Regions from separate parts of the Homo sapiens genome. Here region 1 is linked to region 2. A link is a loop called in an ENCODE intact Hi-C map of the cell type or tissue named here. Cell type or tissue: mammary epithelial cell. All regions are shown on one strand.

Region 1 (8,000 bases), 55 kb after region 2:
TTGTCATTCATTCCAGTGGCAACTTTCTCTGTGTAACATGCTTTGCACTGAAACTAGTTTATGCTCCTGGCACAGCATCTTTAAAGTAGAAAATTTATTACATAAACATTTCCAGCAAATTCAATTAGCACCACCAATACAAAAAAAAAAAAAATCACACTAGCTTACGTGAGTTGATACTGGTCTGATTTATACGGCAAAACTGTCTGACTCTTGCCTCATAATCTAAAATTTCATAGTAGGAACACTGTAAAGTTATCTGATTTGTGGTACGTTTGAGGAAGGGTAATCTCCTCTTATGCCATCATTCTCCTAAATGCCCAGAAATTTTACTCAAGGTCAGTTGGAGCACTGAATGCTCTGTGAGTCACTGATGCTCAGGCTTGCCTGCCGTTCTTTTATAGGATCTCTGTGGGCCAGAAAATCATGAAAATATAGTTCTACAAAAAAATAAATTCCTCCAACACTGAATTCTCTTTCCAATATTACAATTTCATGGGGAGAAAATGGAAGAAAATGAGTGATTATGTTCCAATTTCATTTTAAAACTACAGTGATAGTGCTACATTGTTAAACTAATCTCATTTCTAGAACATACATGTAAGGACAAAAATATCAAGTTAACAAATTGTTTTTATCTTATAACCTTCCATTATGACAAAAGCAACAAAAACTCGAATGCCTTCTCTAGTAAGAGAACATGGATAGTGCTAGCGTTGATACAGGGGTCTATCCATTCTAAAATGTCAAGACACAGAAATAGTGAAGAGAAGGCAGCCTGAGTAGATGAAAACGATAAAAACTTTCTCATATTGACACAACATTCCTTTGTTCAACTGAAATCAGTGCTTTTGAAAACCCACTTGGCTGACAGCCCTGAGCCTGGGGCATTCTCCATTTCCTTTACAAATTAAGTCAGTTATTTCAACTCTGCCCCTTGCCCCAGGCCTGCACTTCCCTTTTACAGAACCTCCCTCCTATTGACTTCAGGGCACAAGTTCATCCTTCTCTAACTCTTGCTTTTCACACTAAAGTTCATACACCTGAAAGGAAAACCTATAAATAAGCTCTCAGGACAAATAAAAATCCATCAATGCGAAGGTCAGGGAGAGCTTTCAATGATACAAGCGCACATTCATTCAATTATTCATTCATTCATTTGCCAGCACCCACTCTGCAGCAGGCCCAATGCTAGGCCTGGAGACACGCATAATAATAAAATAAGACTCAGTCCCTTGTCTCAGAGGTGTTTACAATCCGGTCAGCGTAACTAACATAAATTAAAGTTAGGATGCATGTGCTAAGAGTAGTATAAATAAAATGCTATGGGGGACCGAAGAATGACCCTTGCACTAAAGTCTCTTTGCCTCTGGGTCCTCTTATTTATCAGGGTCTAACGTCACCAAGCAGCAGCTGAAAGGAAAGGAAGACAATGCTAGCAGTAGCAGCAGCCTCAGCAGTGCTCCTGACACTGAGTGGGAACTGGGGAGGGGTGGAGCTCACAAGACTTATTACCCAGCTTCTTACATTTTGATAAAGGGAGGAAACTTCCCTCCACTTCCCACAGGGGAACATAGGAGGGAATGCCGTCTGTAAGATATTCACAGCAACCTCTATCAAAGTTTCAGCCATTTCCCACTTTTACTCCAAAAGTGACCATATTCTGCAATCCAAAAATTGGGACATGGGATCTGACAAATAAGTTTTTTTCCAATCAAAAAGTATATTTTTATAAAGATCTAAAGACGGAATCACACATGGCTATATACTCAACATTTGTTGAGTCATTATTAAGCAGGGAATGGTCCATAAAACCTATCATGTGGGTTGGGATAGACAGTAACATGTATCCATGTCTTTGCTTCTACCACACCCAAACTGCATTGATGCTGATGCTACAAAAAGCCAATGGAAAGGATTGTTTTTTCCCAATTCCTGAGAAAACAAACTCAACAATATGCCCTTACAACACACACCTGTGGTATTCTAAGCTCATTCCTTCCAGGGAGAAGAAAAAAAAAAAAAACTCTAAAAAGTTATAACACCTCATTTATCCCAAACTTACAGGCATCAGACACACATCTATGAGCAAGCATGCGAGCAGGACGTGCCAATAGCATCCCCCACTAAGGACATGTACTAAACCTTATGAACATGATGATATCAAACAGGACATTTAGAACTTCAAGGATCCTATTAATTCTTATTTTGCATACAAGTGTAGTCACTTTGCTTTTCTGGTTTAATGACTCATCACAGATTAGAAACCAGGAATTTTAAAGGGGTAGAGAGAAGAAGTATTGAAGTTAGGCATACAAAGAGTTCTGGCACACTATAAATATTTGTTCTATAAACCAAAAAGGATCTGAGGCATGTCTCAATCAGTTTAGAGGTTTATTTTGCCAAGGTTAAGAGCCAGCCCACGACAGAGCCTCAGGAGGTCCTGAGAATATGTGCACAAGGTGTGGTTGAGTTACAGCTTGCTTTTATACATTTTAGGGAGACAGAAGTTACAGGTAAAGACATACGTCAACACACGTAAGCTATCACTGGTTTGCCCATCTCCAAATGGGCAGGTTGGGAGGGGTGCTTCCAGGTCATAGGTAAATTCAAAGATTTATTGACTGGCAATTGTAGAAACAGTTGAAGTCAGCCTGAGTTAAGATAGGGGGGATTGTGGAAGCCAAGGTTCTTGTTATGTAGACAAAGCCTCCCTGTAGAAGGCTTCAGAGAGAATAGATGGTGACTGTCTCTTATCAGACCTTAAAAGACATCAGACTCTGGAAAAAAACTAGTAATGGAAGGAGAGTCTCTATAGAACGCAAATTCCCCCGACAAGAAACAGCTTTGCAGGACCATTTCAAAATATGTCAAAGAAATATATTGTGGGGTAAAATACTTTTATTTCTTTCAGGACCTGCTGTGTTATGTGGTACTATACCAGAGTCAGGTTGGAATTTGGTATCTTACTGCTACAAAAAGTCTGTTTTGTCAGTCATAAGAGTTCTGTTTTCATGTTAATGCTGATCAATTGTGTCTAAACTCCAAAGAGAGGAGAGTATAAACAGGCATGTCCTGGTGCTCCCTTCCCATCATGGCTGGAACTAGTTCTTCAGGTTTCTTTGGGATCCCTTTGGCCAAGAGGAAGATCCATTCTTTTGGCTAGGGGTGCCTAGAATTTTATTTTGGGTTTACAGTTCCACGAATGAAGGAATGAGAAAACAAGTCACATCAAATAGACTTGCAATAAAAAGACAATGTTTTAAAGTCTGTTCAAAAGACATCCAGGACTATTCATTGCCTTTAAAATTTTCTATACAGATCAGTTATGCTTACTACTATTTGCCAATTCTAATGATACTCACCATTAAGAAACTCACATTTTATTCAGCATATTATGCTGAAGGAGCCATAAACATGAAAACTACACATTCAAGGTTTTTCACTACAAAATAGTTTCCACAAAAAGCTTCTGAAGTGGCGAGCTTCAGTTTTTGTAAAATTTGTTAACATGGGCACTCCATTCCCAAACAATGCAAGATAAATAGAGTGTTTACTTTGCCTTGAAAAGTACATTATTTATAGAGGTATGTTATACTCATTTAAAATAAACCCACTTAAGATGAAGAGAAAGCCCTTGTCTTTAATCATCCAGACTGAGATCTATACTGATTGAGCTTTCTGTATAATTACTCACATGTACATTTCACACTGTGTAGATACAATCTAGGGCCTACTGTAGGAATTGCAAGCAATTTGGGGATTTTGCAATAATGTCATTTTGGAAGATGGATGCATTTCTGATTCAACAATGGTTATTAATCTAGTAGCCTAGGAAAAAATTAACAGGCATCTAAAAATTTCTAAAATTGGTTTGCAAAGGTCTAGAATATGCAGTTTCCCAAACCATTCACATATTTGGGTAATTCCAAATAATTTATCTGCAGCTTTTATCTTGTAAAGTATCTCAAAAGAGAGCAGGCAAACCAGATAAGCTGGAAGGGGTGGGGGGCTGGGAGGGAGGAGTCAGACCAAATTGTTTAAAGTCATATTCAATATTATTGGTAGAAAGTTCTTTTTACCTGATATTTACTCTTAGAATACTTTCCTTTTAATCATGTATGCAATACTATAAGTATCTACCTCTATTCAAAAACGATAAAAACATTGATCAAAGTTTACTGTGAAACTTTACAAAAATTTATGTTGAATCATCTTTATTCATAATAGCTCCTAGCACATAAAACTATTCAATAATTCACAAATTTTTGTTGAATGAATAACTGAATGACACACAGCTCCTAGCACATAAAACTATTCAATAATTCACAAATTTTTGTTGAATGAATAACTGAATGACACATAGCTCCTAGCACATAAAACTACTCAATAATTCACAAATTTTTGTTGAATGAATAACTGACACTTGCATGTCTCAATGACACAATGGCAAATTGTATCTTTTTAACCTTAATTATAGCTACAGTGCACTAATGACACAGCATCATTGTCAAGAGCTCAGCACCCTCACCACCTCCAGCACCAAAGCACTTTTAGCTCCCAGTGGCATGTTCTAGGTATTGCACAGGACAATTCAGAAGCATAATCCAAGTCCTTCAGGAAGTCCAAATTTAAAAAGCTCAAGCGCTGGCAAAAATTTTAATTTAAAATTATTACTCTAGCAGTGCGAGGACAAAACTAGGTGGTTGGTCTAATTTGTATTTTTTCAAGTCAGTTGCTATGGTTTTAAAAATTCATGTAGAAGAATCTCTCTGTTAAACACACAGAGAGAGAGACAGAAGAAGAAGAAGGAGGAGGAGGAGGAGAAGGAGGAGAAAGAGGAGGAGCAGCAAAATCATTTACATGGTTATTCAGTTCAGTGTAACTGACTTGGGTGAGCAATGAATAGACCACACCGCTGAGTCTTCAAGGTTGTATCCAAATGCTCTCATTTGACAAGAGTTAAAAGGAACACACGAGTTTAAGATAAACCCTGCCTTTGTTTTTAATATTTAGTGATATGATTTTGGTTGAAGTCTGGGAGGGTCACTATATCATCAGAAAACACAGAAGGGATATTGACAAGCATCTTATGAGACAAATAAGAAGTTAATCTGAGAGTTGAGAAAAATATAAATGAAAACAAAGGATTTTTAAGGAGAAGAAATTGATAAGAGATGAGGAATATAAATAAATATTTTAAAAGCAGCTTCAGAACATCCAAGAACAGTTCTCACTTTACTTGACTCATCAAGACCTGCTTAGGAAAGAAGATAGTCACTAACTCTTCTTTACCAAAAAGACCAATGAATTATGATAGAAACTGATCAAGATAATACAAAGAAAGGAAGGGATAAAACTCAAGAGAGCATGTAACAAAGGTCAATACACAATGAAGTCATCTAGAAAGATAAAGAATATTGGCAACTCCCAAAAAGCAGTACAGTCAGGGCCAACTGAGAGTCTTAGAAAAAGGAGGCATGTTTGGCTGCCCACAGCCTGGAGAAAGAGTGAGTATCCACCATCACAGAGAGATGTGCAGTGCAGAATCTGGGAAACTAGGAAATCTCCCCAAACTAGAGCAAAATGTCAGATTAATGGCATCCAGCTCTGGCTGCACATTAGAATCACCGGGGGAAGTTTTTAGAAATCGCAAATGCTCAAGCCCCACCTGGAGAGACTGATTCATTTTATTTAGGTTGGATCTGGGTTTAGAAACTATTTTAAAGTAGTAATTAGCAGAGACAGAATTTGAACTCATATCTATCTGACTCCAAATCCCAGGCTTTTCCTATTGTGCCACAATGTCTCCTTCTAGCCCTACCCAACCAAGCGGTATTGGAGGGGTGGAGTTGCCTGTGCTGTAGTTTCTCCTCTGACATACTCTCAGGTGCTCAGGCTTAGCTGTCTGAGATGAAAGCAGAGGCAGTAGCTGTAAAAGCAGATGGTCAAGACTTGAGTCTGTTTTCTCCCTGAATGATTTTCCAGTTTTTCTCTGCAAGGTAGAGTTCATGATTCATCCTCTTTTAGGCTAGAAGAAAACTACAGAAGCCTGAAGTCCAAAGAATGGAGCCCCAGAATACAAACAGGCCAGTGTTGCTGGCCCAGGGAAGGGAGGAAGATGCACAGGGCAGGAGAAGTAAAAGGGACAAAGGAGTCTGGGGACCTCCCAGAACCCATAGGGATGGGTGCCCTGAGGCATTTAGAAGAGTGATTATGAGGCAGAGCTTCCCTGAAGGGCAACAAGCCCCCTGTGTCTGAACAGAAACCCATCTATGTGCAGATTGGTTCATCATTGGTCCTCATGCACTGATAATTAATTCTGGTAAGGAATAATGAATGGCAAGATGAATGAAACCCAGCCACGCTCTGTGAGCAGGTGGATCCAGTTTCACTCTGAGCATCCTGACTGGGCCTCCTCCCTCCACACACACAGACCCTTCAAGTCATTGCCATCCTTGCCCCATCTCCAGGTCCCTTTGCTCTGCCCACCTCAGCCCTTACAAGAACAGACCAAGTGTACACCTTCCAACTCACACCTCCACACACAAATAGGAAATCTATCCCAGTTAAGCCTCATTTCTGCACATGACAGATTAAAATAAACAAAACACCAGTCTTCTAAGTGGAAACATGGATATTTCAAAACACCAAGCAGCTAGCTACCTAAGCTGTTCACCCAAAGCACAAGGTAAATATCCCACAGTAAAGCAAAAGTGATCTGAGCTCTGGCTACCCTAAAGCTTTGGAAACAAGGTCCTAACAAACACACTCTTTGAGCAAAACACCAAAGACAATAATGGTGAGCAAGCAGAGATGGCAGCAAGAGGGAAGCCCCTGACTGGAGGGACCTGTTCACCAACACTGTCTTCACCCTAGGGTCAAGTCCATCAGCCCTAGAACCAGCTAATCTTCCTGCAGAAGATATAAGCACAAACTCCAATGGTGCGAGACCCTCAGAAGTTGTACTAGATGATGACAGAAATCTTTTTGCCAAAGCCACAGAAGTTTCTGTGGACAGTCTAGAAAGGGAACCTACCCTCTCCTTGTAACCTTCTCCTGCAATCACCCTATCACCCCTACTACAGTTATTGCTGCCAGAATTGAATCAAAGAGTGTGTCTGCTCCTGTGTTCTTTGACAGATCCAGGAAGGGGGTACAGAATAATGTTTGTACTCTAAATTAATATGGCAATAACAAGTATTTAGTTATCCTCCCAACATCCACTTCCCGTTATTCCTAATTGAGTCCTTTCAGACATTTTAGGAACTGAACATTGGACTAAAGGAGTCAGGGAATCTGGCTTCTAATTTTATCTCTACTGTTCTTTAATCCAGTGGCCTGGGCACATCCCTTACCTTCTTAAGACAAAGAGTTTGTCACTTGTGATATTATGACAAGAATGTGAGCCCCTCAGGGTTCCTATGCTGGTCAAACAAGATAACGTATGAAAGTCTTTTGAAAACTGTTAATCCTAACAAAGTGGCATTTTGAGTCACTTTATTTGATTCAATTATACAATAAATACTGTAGGGATATTTTTAAGCAAAAGATGCACAAAACAAAGGATAATACTTCTAACAACACCATAAATGAGATATCATTCTGTGAAACAGGTACCTACTCACATGAATATATGGAGGAAGGGAGGAAATCTTTCTTTCTGGGTTTTCTTTTTTCATTCGCCTCTAAAGACAGTCACTAAATGTCTTCCTAAGAGCAGCATGGGGAAACCTCAGGAATAAGGGCTGTGTGCTCCATAAGTTCCGGAGTTTGTGGAGGCCTTGTTTCAAAGCTCAGGGCAGAAATCAAAAGCTGTATGAAGTACCCTGTTTTGTGTCCATCTGAATCATGAATTCTTCTAAAGCTCTCCAGGAAAAGTATCAGTTTCAGGGTCACTAGCTCCCATATTATGCCCCTAAACTGCCTTTTATCATCACTCAGCTACTTCATGCTGCCCTTAGTTACCCCAAAGAAGGGTGGATTTTAAAACTTAGGAC
Region 2 (8,000 bases):
TTCACAGGGAGCCTTGTATTATTTCATAGATGGACCATGTGACGTTATTTTGTTTAAAAATATAAATGGATACTTAAGAGACTTTGCAAAGTATTTACCAAATCACAGCAACCCAGTCCTCTGAAGTAGTGATCCTAAGTGATGACAATTAAGATTCTTTCCAGGTTGCTACCAAAATTTAAATGTCTAAATTCAAGGAAAATTTTCAAAATAATGCAGTTCTTTATTTGCGCACAATGATTTAATCATCTAATAGCTGTGTTTTGCTGATTTTTCAAACTTGTTCATAGGTCAGACCACTAGAATCGAACACAAAGAGCAATGTTAAAATAAAACCTAAAATAGCATGTCATATTTACAGTAAACCCAACTAAAAATCATCAGTAAAAGTAGCTGCCAATGTAAAGGTGTTTGGATTTTTTTTTTCCTTTAGACTTACCAATTGGGGTGGAGGTAAGCGGAGGAAACATAACATTTGGAAAAAAGCTATGATATCGAATTTCCTTAAATTAGAAACCAAGTGTGTCAGCAAAATAATAATAATAGTAAACCATACAAATCTTAGATTACTGTGAAATACTTTCAGATTGGAATTTGGCAAATAAAAGACATCACAAATACTGACAGAGAAGCCTGTCTAAATTAGGGGGAAAAAAAACCACACCTTTCGTATTCAACATTTCAACATTTTTCAAAAGAAATGCAATTTTATAACTTTCAAACGTATGTAGTAACTGAAACCGCTTTAATACGTTTAGATAATTCAAGTGGAATAAACCTGCTAAGTAAATCAGCGACATACGTAAGACTGAAGAGGGAATGCTGGGTGCTTAAGAGAACACATGCTTCTCGATCACTTCAGGAGCCTCCATTTACTAATGGACATTATGAATTAAAACATAAACTCAATTTTTAGACTAACACTAAAAACATACAATAATTACAATGGAGCTCTATATCTGATTTTTAAAATCTTAGTGGATTTTTAAAAATTCGTTTTTCTCCTCTTTCATGATCTCACTTCCTTGTCATGGCGGCCATATGAGATTTGTTCTATTAGCTCCTTTTATAGATGAGGCGGTACAGAGAGTAAGTGACTTGTCCAAATCTATCCTCTTTGTTTGTGGAAACTAAAACTCAAAGATGAGTAATTTGAATGTCACCCCATTCCTGGCATGGGGGACAATTTCAGAAAAGCCATTTAAGAGAAAATTTACTATCACTATACTAATCTCTTTTGTTATTTTTAGCTTACCTTGTTTCATCAATATACACAGATTCAAGCACTGTGGCTGCATATTCCAAATTCTTCTTAAGATCTACCACTGAAGCTTCCCCTCTCTCTAATTGTTTGACCAAAGACCGTAATCTAGAAAAATAAAAAGACATAATTTCATTAGAATAGAGGAAACAAAGAATAATCCTACAACTATGGTGATACATTTTACAGTCATCGAATATTCTCACTTATTCTGATACATCTGAAAGGAAAATAATTATGGGACCAAAGGAGCAGGTAATAAAATAAATGTATACATTTTTGCCATTGTGAAGTAAGAAGAAAAAATTTCTCTCCAACCAGGCACTGACCATACTTTCTAGCTAGCTTTTATCTTTATGAATCCTAAATTATCAATGATTTTGCTTTTTCTCAAATTTTCATCTTTTTTGTTCTATGTGGATGTAGTAAAGCCTGACCAGCAGCAAAATCACCAAATACCTCTTGAGATTCTGCTCTGTTGAAGGCACTTGGTCCAGCAGTGGCCCCAGATAATGGCAGCCCCATGACCCAGGCATGTCCCAAGACAGATGAAAACATATAAACCACTGAGAACCACAAGAGGGCTACAGAAGGAATAGATGAAAGTAAATTGTTTTACTGGACAGAAAAAATCACTCTGAGAGGAGATAAATACCCTAGTTAAAAAAGAAAAGAAAATATGAGGATTGATTTTAAACCGAGGAATTCCAGACTATACAAGAGAAGCAATAAAACATGTTTTTTCTGTTATTTATATGAACATTATCTGCACAGAGGACTTAGTATTCATGAGAACAATAAAATGACTACAGATGATCAACATGCGGTAACTGAGAATACTGTAAATACCACAGAGATTTGGAGATTGGGCAACTCTTCAGGCTGTTTGATAACCAGCAATGAAAAGAGTAGAGACTTTGAAGACGAACTGGGGTTTGAAGCTCACTTCATAACTTATTAGCTGTGCAACCCTAGGTAAGTTATGTAACATCTTTGAGTGTTATCTTAATGAAGAGCAAAGTATGAAATTTCTAAAGTTGACCTAAAGATTAAATGAAATTGATATAGAGTATGTGACTCGGTTGTTCTTTGAAAAGGCAATCGTTATAGCTATTGTCATTATTCAATGACTTTGATCACCACAGATAACCAAATGAGAAAAATTCTAGCAAGATATTTAAAATGATTGTCAAATCTCCACTTCCCGTTGGTATACGCAATCTGTTCTCACCTTCCTGACATCAAAATATCCTCAAATAGGTTGCCTTCATGGCAAGGTATAGACTACTCCCTTCCTGATTTGCATGAAAATGACCCACAATAAAGAATGAGAAAAAATCTTGGATCAACCTTAAAAAGTAAGCAAGAGGGTCAACCATAAAATAATTTCCAGGAGTTTCAATGATATAAAATACAAATAACATTAGATTCAGGTAGTATCTACCTGAATTACGAATCTGCAATATATCAAACGGAAATATGCAAAGGAAATCAGCAGAGGCCCCTGCAGGCTTGGAGGTGAAGGTCAGCCTTGGCAATGCCATTAGCAGCACTGGGAAGAGTTCTGAATTTCAGAGGCAGCACGAGACAGGGAGTTGGCAGGGAAGGGCATGCCAGTCACTCACACAGAAGGATAGCCAGCCTGCCAAAGAATGGGGAGACAGCAGCAGGGAGCTCTGACTGCTGCTCCAAATAAGGATTGGAAGCTCTTTAGCAAAACACATTCCTGGCTAAGTCTGCCTCCAGTTCTGATTCTCACCTCAAGGTGCCCAGCTATCCCCTAGGCTGTTTGGACTCCCAAACGAAAAAATGAGAGTAAAATTAAACTTTTCAAAGTTTAGTCTCAAAAATGAAAGTAAAATTAGACTTTTTAAAGTTTACTCTCAAACATAAGAGTAAAATTAAACTTCTTAAAAATGCCTCTCTCCATTTGGGGCTTACAGGTTCTATCAGGAACTGACATGTAACTCTAGTAGAATCCATCTCAATTCTAGAACCTAAGAGGAAATGACAAAAACCAAGAAAATGATGAGAAAAATTATAAGAGTAATAGAAGTAAAAGCCAGAAGATCCTATCTACCTATAATAGAACTTCCCTAGGAAATAAACAACAGAAGCAGCTTTAATTGAATAAGTTTTCCTAGGCTAAAGTAAAACCTGTATAAGCAGATGAAAAGGGATCAAATACAATTTTTTAAAAGTAAATGAAAACATCAAATGTATGCTACTGTAATTTTTGATTTCAAAGAATAAAGAAACAAACTTGAAAATCTTTGAGAAAATGAAATATAATACTTACAAAGTAACAAAAAATTGTCCTGGCCATCTACTTCTATCATGTCAAACATCAAAAAGCAATTTAATAACAGTACCAATTTTTGAGAATAATATGGGAAACTTCAAGACATTTATATCTACATCTACAGAGTTACCAAGTACATAAGAAGCCAATAAATACATTCTCAGGTGTCAACAACTTCAAAATTTATCATTCATATCCTTTCCAGAAAACAAAACAAAAACAAAAACTTTAAGCACAGTGGTCTTCCAAGGGAGTGAATTCGTGAGTCTCCAGTTAAATGGATTGTTGATTCATGACCTAGATTTAACTAACTCAAACTGTACCAAATGGACAAGTAATTTAAAAAGATTCTGGAAAGAAGAGACAGATAAAATAAAATGCTGATAATACAAGGACAACTAAACATGAAAATGAGCTGACACGTCTCCTTTTACTAGGACAATCTCCTATTTCTCATACAAACACTTCCTCTCCCACTTTTACAAACTAAAAGCTAATTCTCATCAGTTGAAAAATAATTGGAATTATTAAGGACATTATATGGACTATGGATGTATAGCCACTAATTTTTAACAATTCCCACTCCTGGGAAAGCACAGTATTGAGAGAATCAAGTCATGAAGGGGCCTCATATCACCTTGTGATCAGGGGGCTGGGACCCCAGGGCCAGAAGAGGAGTGGGGCCTTCAGGGAAAGCTTCACTTAGAATCTCACTCAGCTGTTCCAATGAGTAGCACTGAAATCGGCTCCATCAGGGAGACCCAGGCTTTGTGCCACAATTAGCAGAAAATCAGCCATTCAGAGGCTTCTCCCTGATGTAGTCACCAGTGGTGCCAGGCAGACATTAGGCAGTCACATTTATGCATTCAGTGTGAAGTTCTGACCCAACAGGAAGCTGTAAATAGAAAGCAAAACCCTAGCCAAGTGGTTTCAACAGATCCAGAGAGGAAATGACACAGAAATAATGCACCTTTTGGATGCGTGGGAGGCACTAGAAATTTATATGTAACCCTGTCTTTCCAGCTTATGAGATGAGCAGAAGATTCAATCAACTTCCTGGCAGACAGTGAGGGAACCTAGAACAACCCGTCACTCTGTTTATGGAAGAACACCCAGCTGACATTCACCTTTCTTTACTCAAGGATGATGAAACAGAAAAAAAATTCATGAAGAGATGCAGCAATAAAGACAGAAGAAAATACAGCATTCAAAATGTGAAAGGATTCACTTTTGAAAAAAAAAATCACTAATGGAAACAGAAGTGAATTTTAGGGAGCATCTGCTGTGTGTTCAATACAATTCAAAAAAAACCCATAGATCTCTGAAACAAAGGTAAAAGCCCAAATCAACACAATAAGAAGTTTCTTTAAAAAGAAAAAAACATGACAATAGAAAGACTACAAGAACTTATTGTTAAAAAGAGTTAAGTGGTGACCAGCTTTGTATATACCCATCTCCTGTTTGGGTGTCACCCATGTCAGATACAAGCTGCAGCTGCCAACTTTCTGCTTTATGTAGCTGCCACACAAAGCCTAGTGATTCCAGATGCCCCTTTCAAATTCTGTTGAGCTTTAGCATAGTGTTCAGGTGCTTATGCTCCATAGGCCCCTCAGCCCACCTTTCTCTAGCTCTTTATCCATTCCATTTGGAATATCCAGCCCTGCCCTGCCATATCCTACCTACCTCTTGGTGAAATGGCTATTCTTTGGGCAAAAGAGTTTCAAATTAGCTCTTTTATCATTGGCCAATTTAAGTTCATGAGAATAAGGACCCCTCTCTATTTGTCATTATAGTGAAGGTATTCCTTAGATCTTAATCTATCTTAAGAAGGGTTGTCTGAAAATTAGCCAGGATCTTTCATACCCATGTCATAAAGTATTTTTGTTCAACTGGAAAAGACTAGCTGAGGCCAGAGGGCTCAACTGCTCTTCTTTGTTTTCCTAGTAAAGTTGTCTAGATGCTTTTCATGTGAATCCATTCCATCTAAAAGGCAAATGTCCTCAGAGGCCAGGTCCCATGGTATGCTGCAGCCTATATTTTGGGAAAGATGGAGATCTGGTGTTTTAATACTACCCAGGGGAATTTTTGGTCTGGACACCTAAGGGGAATTTATTTCATGAGCATTTGAAATAAATTTACAAGGAAGGAAGATAAAGAAGTAGGAAAATATACAAATAATAATAATATTAATAAGATTTCTCTTCTGAGAGAATGAATGTTCATAGTTTCCAGCACTCCATCCATTTCTGTCACTGCAGCTGCCAGATAATAGTTCCAGTATAGAAGTGCAACACCATTTTAGGAAGTGCTTATGCCTTCCAACTTTGGCAAGATGCCTTTCAGTTAAGACAGTGTGCAATTTCATTGTGGATGAGCCATTGCATCTTTTCATGACTCTTGCATTTCTTGGCGTAAACTGTTTGCTTTCTGTATGCTTCTTACCTGCAAGGCATATGATGAGATACTGAATCTCTTCAGTTCCCTGTGCCCTCAGATCCAGAGCGAGCCCTGGATGCTGACTTCCCCTGACCCCACACCAATCAACATGTGGGATGCACAAAGGTGTTGGAAGAGGGGAACTATGTGAGGAAAGGCCAGAGCACTGTATTTTGTAATTTAAAAGGATGTTAGGGAGGAGAGATATTTCTTTTTTTTCCACAAAGATAATTCCTAGGACCAATGGAGTGAGCTTCATTAAAAAGCAACTTATTGGTTCAACTTTATAATTTAGAAAACTGCCTTATACTGGACTAGGCATTATTCCCCACCCCAGTGAGGTCGCAGAAAGCCCTATAACCCTATGCCTTGAAAACATATACATTTGTTGAGCATTAGACCCTACTAGAATTTCATTCTTTTGCACAAATAAAAATGAACTATAAAAAGAAGCTATGGAAACATACTTTCTCATGTTTGTCTATTCTGCCCAAGGTTATTCCCTCTGAGGATGGGGGGGCAGCTCCTAAAATGCCAGTGTAACCAACAAGTACTGCTGTCTCAGAAAGGCTTTGTTTTGTTTGAAAGGATATGAGAGAGAACTGGATCTTTTACAGTACTTTCTCTACATGTCCCAATGGATCATGAGCCCTAAAAACTCATTTGAATTAAAAAAACTTCATTTCAGTTCATCACACCCATGTATTCGAACAGCATACTCATCTCTGTGTCCTTTTCATACACCTGCCTCCTCCATGTCACTCCTGTCCTCTGCCACTTACCTAAATGCCATAGGAAATAACTTAAAACAACTCTTCCAAATGGGATGCCCCAACATGACTTTTAGTCTTATGCTTTAATGCCATCCAATGATGTCACCCAAGCATTTTTCTGGCCATTGTTTGTTTCTATAATTAATGACAGCTGATTAAGATGGCCACACTTGAAAAACATTCAACATTGGGTGTCTTTTGTGTGCAGGCACTGGGAGAGATAGGCTCTAGGAATACAAAGTGGGGAAATGCAGTGCCTTCTCTCAGGTAGGGAAGACAGAAAGCTAACCAGCACCCACAATGCAGTACTGTAAGCGAAATGGCAGAGGTGTGATGGGGGCTAAGAAAGCACAGAGGAGAGGAATCTTCTAATAACAAAGCCCTCCCCAGTGGAGTTGACCAGAGCCATTTTGAAGGCCACGTAGGGGTCAGCCAGGCACAGAGGATGGGATAGGGAAACGGCAGACTCTGCATGGAGAGAGCAGACTGAAGGCAGTGATCTATTCAGATCTATTCAGAATAGATCTTTTCGGATCTTTTCAGAATAGATCTTTTCGGATCTTTTCAGAATAGATCTTTTCGGATCTTTTCAGAATAGATCTATTCGGATCTATTCAGGGGCGTGTCAAAAGATAAAACAGAAGAAGGTAGGAACTACACCACAGTAGACTTAGAATCTCAAGCTAAAGAAATGTAATTTTCTCCTGGAGATAATGGGGAACCCCTGGAGAATGTTAAAATGGAGGAACAGAATGATGAGATTGGCATTTTAGAAAGATCAATCTAGCAGCTGAGTAGAGGAGCACACATAGTGAGTGAGATGGAAAATTCTATGTTTCCATTGTAATCAGGCTGGTCTGATACTCTGAACAGCACAGTGTGAATACTCTCTCTCACATGATGGAAATTTGATAGAGTGATGCGTGAGTTTAGTGGTAGTATGGATGGTTGCTTTTAAGAATTTCTGGGAAAGACATTGTTTTGGGGCATGCGGTTTCCTCATTGAGTGAACATCAAACCAAAAACAAGAACAGTGCCAACAAAAATTATGACTGGCAAGAATAGCCTACTTATGTAGCTTTTACCTTTTGTTAATGCTATAAATAAAAGAGAATTTTACTTCTACAGTTTCTAATTACATCTGCTTAAAGCAGATGCACACATGGATTGAAATAAATTACTGGACTCCAGTTACTTTTTCACTTAAGAAAAATAATTAGTACCTAGG

What was found. Peaks named below come from ENCODE experiments on the same cell type or tissue, not always from the same donor. Only the 100,000 strongest peaks of a DNase experiment are listed, where the experiment ranks them.
Region 1: a loop joins it to region 2, with 5 times the contacts of the local background. A loop is called at or near these places in 4 of 110 quality-filtered maps.

The regions. Positions count from the first base shown.
Region 1 is chr7:31,934,422-31,942,421 of GRCh38, forward strand. The region is part of intron 2 of PDE1C (phosphodiesterase 1C); the gene reads right to left. It also overlaps the pseudogene SNX2P2. Among named protein-coding and RNA genes, the nearest start is that of PDE1C, 130 kb to the right of the region's middle. RefSeq lists a silencer at 715-1,009 and an enhancer at 3,804-5,003. In mammary epithelial cell, a CTCF peak has its summit at 4,550; a DNase peak (open chromatin) is centred at 4,480; H3K27ac peaks cover 3,072 bases.
Region 2 is chr7:31,879,492-31,887,491 of GRCh38, forward strand. PDE1C (phosphodiesterase 1C) reads right to left here. Exons shown (of 18, transcript NM_001191057.4): 3 at 1,256-1,369. Among named protein-coding and RNA genes, the nearest start is that of PDE1C, 190 kb to the right of the region's middle. In mammary epithelial cell, a CTCF peak has its summit at 3,010; a DNase peak (open chromatin) is centred at 4,510; H3K27ac peaks cover 2,565 bases.